Regions from separate parts of the Homo sapiens genome. Here all the other regions are linked to region 3. A link is a contact called in ENCODE Hi-C or POLR2A ChIA-PET data. All regions are on one chromosome and are shown on one strand. Each heading gives the region's core, a stretch centred on a gene start or an enhancer-like site at or near the end of the contact. The rest is flanking DNA. Distances are from core to core; before and after follow the strand shown. Region 1 holds the start of TNFRSF14-AS1 (TNFRSF14 antisense RNA 1). Region 2 holds the start of NADK (NAD kinase). Region 3 holds the start of TP73-AS3 (TP73 antisense RNA 3).

Region 1 (2,700 bases), core at 201-2,700, 1.1 Mb after region 3:
CACATTTGGCACTGCAGACACTTGCTTAGGCCATTGAGGTGGGCAATGTAGGTGCCTGGAGGGCAGGGTTCACACACTGTGCCCGTCAGCTCCCCGCAGGCCTCCTTCACACGATAACCTGCCGCCCAGAGAGTGGGAACTTCGCAAGTCTGCGGGAGGCCCCTTCGGGAGCCCACCCATCACTCCACCCGCGCCCAGAGCCCAAGCAGGGAGACACCAGCTAAGGGGACTCAAATGGCCCATGAGCCCCACGGGACACAGCAGCCCCATCAGCCATGAGCAGAGCTGCTCTGGGGAAAATCGGAAAGTTCTGGAAGCACATGGGGCCTCCTGGGACACCTGGCCCGGCTCTGGTATGTGCCCCCGAGCCCATGTCTCTGGCCACGGTGGGCCAGCCACGTCTCTCAGACCCACCCCCTGTGCAGTGTGACTGTGAGGGTCCCCCAGGGTGAAGAGTCCAAGCTGCTGGCCTGGGGGTTCTGCCCTCACTGTCTGCACACCTAGCCCCAGGGCTTCATCACACCCATGGCTGTGGGGGCAGAGAACACAGGGGTGTCTGGGGCAGAAGGGGGCAAGAGTGTCTGCCCTCGGCCCACAGAGCTGGCCCGCCAAAGGGCTGCACCTACCTGGACTGCACTTGGGGCAGCACTCGGAGCCCACTGGGTACTCGTCCTCCTTGCAGGACGGCAGAGCTGGGGCGTAGCAGGGGGCTCCCAGGAAGGTGAGATACAGCACCTAAGGGGGTCAGGACAGGCATTGGGAGATGCCCTGGCTGCCCTGTGGGCTCTGCCAGGCTTGGCCCCACAGCCTGAATCTCCCTCTGTGCAATGGGGAGGAGCGGCAGTGCCTGGTAGAGAGGACAGAAGCGGGCCCCAGGCCAGGCTCATGGAACAACCTTGCCGACCGCTGGAGCCCGGGATAGGGTGGGGACCGCCCCTCCTCCAGCCCTGATGACGCTGCCTGGCAGCGCGGAGCCCTGGGAACTGGAACTCTGCCCTCGCCAGGGACCCCACACCCCACACCTGGGAGCATTGAGCCCACTGGGCAGACAACCTGCCGGCCCCCCTGCTGGCCTAGGTTGGACCTGCTGACCCCTGAAGAGCCAGCAGGGGCAGCCAGGGATGGGCCCCAGAGGCTCACAAGCCAGACAGTGGGTGACAGGCTGATCAGGGCCACATCGGGGAGGGTGGCTCTGCCGTGGCCTCGTTCCTGGGCTGGCTGATGGGCAGTCGGGGGCCCCTGATGGGGATAGTGGCTGGACAGGCAGGAGTGCCACATGAGCATGGAGAGTATCCCCACCCCACCCACCTGGGTCCAGCCCCCTGCTGCACACTGATCTTATCACCTGTCACCAAGGTCAGGGCTGCCGGGGAGTTGGGTCACCTGCTCGAGGGCCCCGCCCAGAGACGCCCAGAGACACCCAGCCCCCAGAAGTGCCCACATCCGGCCAAATGGGGGCTCACCAGCTGCCCGTGGACGGAGTGGTGAGTGGGGGACACACGCAGGAGGAGGTCTGCTGGGTAGGGCTGTGGCTCTGCTGCTCACCCCACTGTGGTGAGCCCAGTGCTGGGGGTCTGGGTTGACCCGAGAGCCCCAGGCAGCAGGGGACGGGCTGGACGCCGGAGCCAGCAACGGCCAGGACAGGGGCATGGGGAAGAGATCTGTGGGAGGCCCTGGGGTCAGAACTGGGATCTGCGAGCAGACGGAGAGGAGGCTCGGGGGCTCACCAGCCTCAAGACGTCGGTTTTGGGGGTGGATCTCCAGGGAGGAGGCCCCCAGTCTCCAGGAGGCTCCATGCCTCAGGCTCAGACCGGCAGCTCGGGAACCCAGCTAGCAGGATGAACTCCAGCAGAGGAACTCAGCGCCATTGCTGCGGCTGTGGGCCAGAAGAGAAAGAGAAAGAGAAAGAGAATCCGCCTCGGTGTGACAAGCTGTGCCTCAGAACCCGAGCAGCAGGAGAGTGGGCAGCAGGGGGTGTCTGGCAGCAGAGAGGGGCTCAGGCCTGCTGGGTGGAGCGGCGCTGGGGGACACAGGTGGGCCCTGCGGGAGGCAGGAGCTGTCCAGGCAAAGCCGAGGGGAAGGGCCGGTATGAAGGAGGCGCCCGATGGGAGGGGCGAGTTCTCCCCCTGCACCATTCCAGTCCACTCCGGGTTTCCTGTAGAAGGGGGAGCCCCCCAAAGTCCATCTGTGTTTCCCCACCTCACTCACACACTCAGGGACCCTCGGCTGCTCCCCGGGGCGCTGACTGACATTTTTGCCGAATAAAGGGGCCCTGTGGGTTTCCTGTTCCCATCTCAGCTTCTGCTGAACAGGGTAAACTTCCCTTCCGAATAAAACCACCAGAATGCGGTCTGGCCAATTTCAGTCATAGACCCACCAGGCCTGTGTCCCTGCGTGAGGGGGTGGGAAAAGCCCAGAGTGCCCCTACCCGTCCCCTGGGAGGGGTGGAAGGGCAGCTCTTGCTCCCCCTGCAGAGACGCTGCGCGGACTGGGAAGGCTGCCAGCCTCGCCCGGTCTCCCTGTGGACCCTGCCCTGACCCCACCCCAGCTTCCTGGCTCCCTGCACCCCACTGGGCTTCCCTGCCCCACAGAGCCTGGTGGTAGGGAGACCTCCGGATGGAGACAGCCCACAGTCCCGGAGCCCCAAGGCAGGCACCAGTGAGTCCCTCGTGACGGCCTCGCTCCCTGCATCACATGGAA
Region 2 (2,700 bases), core at 58-2,557, 1.9 Mb after region 3:
ACGCCTATAATCCTAGTACTTTGGGAGGCCGAGGCGGGTGAAGTTTGAGACCCAGCCTGGGCAAAATGGTAAAACCTCATCTCTACACACACACACACACACACACACAAATATATATATATATGAATGAAGTAGTCGAGTGTGGCGGGACCTACTTGTAGTCCCAACTACTAGGGAAGCTGAAGTGGAAGGATCGCTTGCACCTGAGAGGTCAAGGCTGCAGTGAGCCGTGAGCCCGCCACTGGACTCCGGCCTGGGGGACGAATGAGACACTATCTCAGAAAAACAAAACAATGTCTGGCACCTGGGGGACCAGCAGGTTAGAGCAGCTGGTCGTGCATTGCCAGTTTACCTGACAGTGACTCGAGAGCTGAGAACTGGGTATAGGGCACATTATTGGGATATTTGAGGCCTGAAGGCGCTGATGAGCAGCCACCAGTTCAGCAAGTGCGGGCTGGGTGGGACCCGCAGTTCCAACAAACACTACAAAGTCCGCTCCTGTGGCTTTGGCCTCCTCCCCCAACTCCCCGAGTCCTCCAGCCTGTGGGGTGCGCAAAACACGGCTCCCTGGTCCCCCTAGAGGTGCCCCAGGCCACCGGGTCCTCCCTCCACTGCCAGCCTTGGGATCCCAAGCGTAGACCTCTGAGGACGTTCGTGGGCGTGCAAGGCGCACCTGGCCGCTAGAGGTGGGCGTGAGGCCGATCGCGGTTCCCCCAGGCGCAGGGCCGCCCTCCCAGCCCCGACGGACAGCCCCGAGGGAGCGCAGCGCTGCCGCAGCTGCTCTAAGTTTCGGTTCCCAAATCCGGCTCGGCCCACACCGTGTCACAGCCCGGTAATTAGGGAAGCGGCGGCGGGCGGGGCCAGCTCTCGCGGGGCACCTGCACTCCCCTGAGCCGGCCCACGTGGTCCGGGAGGTCCCGCCCGCGGTGGCGGTGAGTTGGGGGCGGGACGCCGGGCTGGGATCACAATGTCGGGGGCGCCTAGGCGTAGACGTGGCGGGCGGACCCGGGGGCGCCCTCCGGACGCGGCAGGTGAGTGGGGACGGGAGCCGGGGGCCGCCCTCCTCGGGGCGCCGACCCCCGCCTACCCGAGTCGCGGACGCCCGCCCCTGTCCCCGCTGCCCGCCTCCACTCCCTGGTCACTGCTCTCCACCGCGATTCGCCCCTCTTCCCCACCGCCCGCCTCTTTCCCGCCACGCCCGCCGCCTCCCGCCCGCGCGGGGTGTCCCGGCGCCGGTGGGACCCGGCAGACGCGCGGGACGCCCCACGTGCGCGGCAGCGCGCATGCGTGGCGGGTGCGCCTGCGCAGTGGGCGGGCGCGGCGCATTGCTGCTCGGCGGCGCCGGCGCCGGGGTCCGGGCGGCCATGGGGCAACAGGCGGCCAGGGCGCCAAGGGCCAGGTAGCGACGGCTGGCGGCGGCGCGGCGGCGGGGCCTGCGGGCTCGGTCCGGCATGTAGACGCCCCCGCAGGCGCCCGCGGCAGCGAACGGTGAGTGAGCAGACCCGGCCTGCCGTCCGCCTGGGGTCGCCCGCTGCCTGGGGTCATCGCTGCCCGCGAGCGCGCGGCCAGGCGGGGAGACACCAGGCCGGCCCTGCCCATCTGGCCTGCTGAGGAGGCCGTGGAAGTGCTGACGGGCCACCGCTCCGTCCCGAATGGGGCACCAGCACGGCCCAGGGCGAGGCTCGGCCTTGGGGACGGGTCTGAGGGAGGCCGCTGTCCGGCCTGGCTCTCCCGGGCGGGGAAGGTGGGGCCGTCCAGCCCGGACCGCGCTTGTCAGTCGCCTCTGCTTGGGCGGCCAGGTCCTCGGTGTCCGGCCTTCCGTGGGTGGTTTCAGCAAGCAGGAGGGGTCTTTGACTCGTGAAAGCTTAGAGGGGCCCAAACCTAGTGGGAAAGTATGAATAAAAGATTCTATACAGCAGTATTGGCATGGAATTCTCTAAAAACACATCTCTGATTTAGTGCCCAGTACTTGCCAGAAAATTCCAATAGTCTATGGTGATGTTCCTACAGGCGGCTGCCATCCAGTAGGTCAGATGTCAGCACCGGCCTTGAGCTCTAGGTCGTCGTTTTTTTTCTTAATTGTGGGAACAGGGCGTGCCCAGCTCCGAAGGCCTGGTGGAGTTTTCCTTCCCAGGCCAAGGACCACCCCCACCCTCCCATCCCTCCTCCCCAAGCAATGAGATTCCTTTTGGCTTCGATTCCGAGTAACAAGTTATTTTTCCTTTCTTGTTTTGGAACACACTAAGTTTTACATTCAAAAGTTCATTATTCTTGGCTCTTGATGGGAATACATTTCAAAACTCTTCTCTTCTTGTGTTCCATGTCTCTCTGACAGCCTTAGTTGGCCTGAAACTGACATGTTTGCCTTAATAAGTTTTTTTTTCCTCCTGATGTCATCTTGTCTAAGAAGCTAGTTACTTTAACACCTTGTTAGATAATTCCCTTCAAGTACTTATTCCCCTGAACATTGTCCTCTCAAGCCTCTGGAAATTTCCTGTCCCCTTGGAACTTCTCTGTAAGGCCTGTTTGCTCTCAGCAGTGACTTCACTGGGACTTTTGCAGCCACTTTATGGTGTTAGCACGCTGATTCCAAGCTACTTGAGGAATCACAGGTGCCACCGCAGTACCCAACAAAATAGCTTCATCATTTGGAGGTGTCCTCTCGAGATGTTTCTGTGTGTATATGTGTGTGTATGTTAG
Region 3 (2,990 bases), core at 238-2,737:
CAGCCTCCCAGAGTGCTGGGATTACAGATGTGAGCCACCACGCCTGGCCTTCTTCCCCACTTCTAAGGGGCTCCTGTACATCCCCACCTGGACATGGGGCTCTTGAGTCTTGAGTTCAGACTGCGGGACCCCAGGGAGACGACACCCACATTCCAGAAGCCTGTGCCCATGTGGTCCCCCGGCCCCATCATCATCCCTGCCTTACCTGTGCCCATGTGGTCCCCTGGCCCCATCATCATCCCTGCCTTAGGGATGAGCAGAGAGATCCTCAGAGTGGTGTAAAACGCACCCAGAGCGACACAGCAAGCCAGGAAGAGCCCATGGTCTCGCCCCCCGAGCCACATGCCCATCCAGGAGGCCAGGCTGGAGACTTTGCAAAGAGCCAAGGGAACAGGATCCAGAGGCCCTGGCCCCTCGGACATTCCCCCAAGGCTTCAGGGAGGAGCTGGTCACTCAGTTTCCCTACCCACCCTCTCACCTCTAGCAACACACTTGCACATACATGCACATGGACACACCTATTCACATATGCGCACACATGTGTCCGCAGGCACTGCCACGTACACACTCTGCCCTCCTCACAGCAAATCCCCACAAGCCCCTCCCCTGTCCCCCAGTTTGATGGGTCCCTGAGGATTCCCCAGCCTGGGAGTCCAGCCCTGGAAGCAGGACCCAGGCAGAAGGAACAGGACATGCCCAGCCCCTTCCTGCCGTCCACGTCATGGTCAGGCTTGGGAGTAGCTGCGTGAGTGCCGGGGAGGCCGGGGCATGGCTTGCTGTTGCCGGGAGAGGCTCCGGGGCCACAAAAGAGTGAGGGGGCTGGGGAGAACTGGGAGGTTCTGGATCAGCTGTGTGAGGCTGAGGATGGCGGCCCCCAGCCGGGAAGCCCCCGGACGTGCCAGGCTGGGGCAGTCACTCTGCGCCTCCTTGGCAGGAAGTGGAAAGAGCTCCTGGTGGGTCCAAGGGGTGGAGGTGGCGGTACCAGAGCCACTTCTGCCCCCGATCCTAGGGTCACACGAGGAGCCCTGATGTGCCACTTGGGGCAGATGGCTCCCCAGAGCTGTGGCTTGTCCCATCAGGAGAACTGTGGGCAAGGCCTCCCCACCCTGGCCTGAACAGTACTGCATTTCCAAGCCGCCTCCTGGGAGGCCGTAGAGGGGCTCTCTGCACCCCAGGGTGGGCCCCCGGAGCCACTGCACCCACGGTGGCAAGGAGACTCCCCCCGACTCAGGCCGAGAGGAGGGCGAGCCAAGCCCAAGCCTACCTTGGCTAAGCCTGGGCCCCGGAGGGTCGGTGGGGCCAGGTGGAAGTGGCCCTCGGCTGGCTCCTGGCTCCCGCAGGCGGGCGGTGGCAGCAGCGTCCCTGTCACCTAGGTGATGACATTGGAGTTGCGAAACTAGGCGGCAGCGTGGCCGGCCTGGAGCTGCAGGGCAGCTGGGGGCGGAGCATGGCCTGGAGCCCTGGGGCTGGAGACGGGCCTGGAGCCAGCACCTGCCGCCTGCCACCTGGCATGCACGCGCCACCCTGCATCCCTGCTCCCCCCAACCCTCCTCAAGGCGACTGACAGGGCCGAGCTCAGGGCAGCCAGGACAGGGCTGTCTCCACCCAGCTTTGTACTCGTTTCTACTCCTCATTGTGGACACTTCCAAGCACACTCAGCACTACAGGGAACGGCCCAGGAACCCATCCACCCGTCCCCAGCTCTCATCACTCTGACCTCTGGCTTTTTGTTTCCTGGGGCATTTCACAGCAAATTCCACCTATGAGACCGTCTCATCCGTAATACACCAGTACATGCTTCCAGCAGGTAAGAACCTCTCTTTTAAAATATTAGGTCAAACCATGAAATTGCTGATAATTAACCGTTTTGGTCCTACCAACAATACACACACACACACACACACACACACACACACGTGCAGCAAGTTCAGATAATTCAACATTATATGCAGCCATAATATCAAATTCTGAATCTTTAATGCTGGTCAGAGGATTTTGAGGAGCCCCGCCCCAATTTTGGAGAGGGAAGTGTGTGTCGCTGCCACTGTGCCACCTTCCTCCCCCACAATTGCAGCAGCACGGAGTGGACAGCACGGATGTGTGTCTAGGTGCTGCACGGATGTGTGTGACAGCTACTCATGGCTGTTGGCTCCAGGAGGGGAGATGGCCCCTCATCGCAGCCGGGTGACTCTTTGGAAAGTGTATCCATGGGTCATTCTCAAGCACACCAATTTGGGTTCCTTGGCTGCAGTGACCTCCTGGCAGGCACTCCTCCTCCCCCACCCCTAGTTCATAGGAAAGTGAGGGGAGAGGAAAGACCTGAACCCAGGGAGGCTGGTGCCTGGCTCCTCTCAACATCCTTGTTGGAGACAAAAGGTGGGTGGGTGACAGGAGGAGCAATAGCAGCTGGACCCTGGCCATAGCCATGGCCAAGTCTGTTCCCTGGTCTGAAGAGCAACTAGCACAGAGTGACAGTGGCCATGAGCCCTGGGGGGACACTGAAGGGGGAGTTCAAGGAGAATTTTTGCACACCTGTGCACCGTAACACAAGGGTTGCAAAGCTATTCCTGAACTCCCCTGCCCTATTTTAAGCTGGGTGGTCCAGATGTGAACTACAGGGCAAGCCCTTGTTTATTTCCTTTTTTTCTTTTTTACTTTTTTTCTTTCTTTTTTTTTTTTTTTGAGACAGAATCTCTCTCTGTCGCCCAGGCTGGAGTGCAGTGGCTCCATCTTGGCTCACTGCAACCTTTGCCTCCCAGGTTCAAGCGATTCTCATGCCTCAGCCTCCTGAATAGCTGGGACTACAGGCACGTGCCACCACGCCTGGCTAATTTTTTGTATTTTTAGTAGAAACGGGGTTTCACCATGTGGGCCAGGATAGTTTCAATCTTCTGACCTCATGATCCACCCGCCTCGGCCTCCCAAAGTGCTGGGATTGCAAGCGTGAGCCACCGCGCCCAGCTGCCCTCGTTTATGCCTATCAGGCAAGA

The links. Hi-C counts contacts between places; a loop is a spot of excess contacts on that map. ChIA-PET counts read pairs that join two places held with the same protein, here RNA polymerase II (POLR2A). Pooled maps may share reads with other maps.
Region 1: a loop to region 3 is called in a pooled map, with 2.4 times the contacts of the local background. The contact joins the promoter of TNFRSF14-AS1 here to the promoter of TP73-AS3 in region 3. A Hi-C loop is called at or near these places in 17 of 37 single-sample maps with no recorded cell type and 6 of 50 pooled maps. POLR2A ChIA-PET finds 5 or more read pairs at or near these places in 2 of 52 experiments (GM12878 and Panc1).
Region 2: a loop to region 3 is called in a pooled map, with 11 times the contacts of the local background. The contact joins the promoter of NADK here to the promoter of TP73-AS3 in region 3. A Hi-C loop is called at or near these places in 6 of 37 single-sample maps with no recorded cell type and 3 of 50 pooled maps.

Annotation. Positions count from the first base shown.
Region 1 is chr1:2,555,761-2,558,460 of GRCh38, reverse strand. It overlaps TNFRSF14-AS1 (TNFRSF14 antisense RNA 1), which reads left to right and starts at 1,450. Exons shown (of 7, transcript NR_037844.2): 1 at 1,450-1,484; 2 at 1,765-2,700. It overlaps TNFRSF14 (TNF receptor superfamily member 14), which reads right to left and starts at 2,090. Exons shown (of 8, transcript NM_003820.4): 1 at 1,728-2,090; 2 at 627-735; 3 at 1-118. The coding sequence starts at 1,796.
Region 2 is chr1:1,777,077-1,779,776 of GRCh38, reverse strand. NADK (NAD kinase) reads left to right here and starts at 1,307. Exons shown (of 12, transcript NM_023018.5): 1 at 1,307-1,488. RefSeq lists a silencer at 592-1,791.
Region 3 is chr1:3,667,442-3,670,431 of GRCh38, reverse strand. TP73-AS3 (TP73 antisense RNA 3) reads left to right here and starts at 1,487. Exons shown (of 3, transcript NR_187362.1): 1 at 1,487-1,807. All of the region lies in intron 1 of TP73 (tumor protein p73), which reads right to left.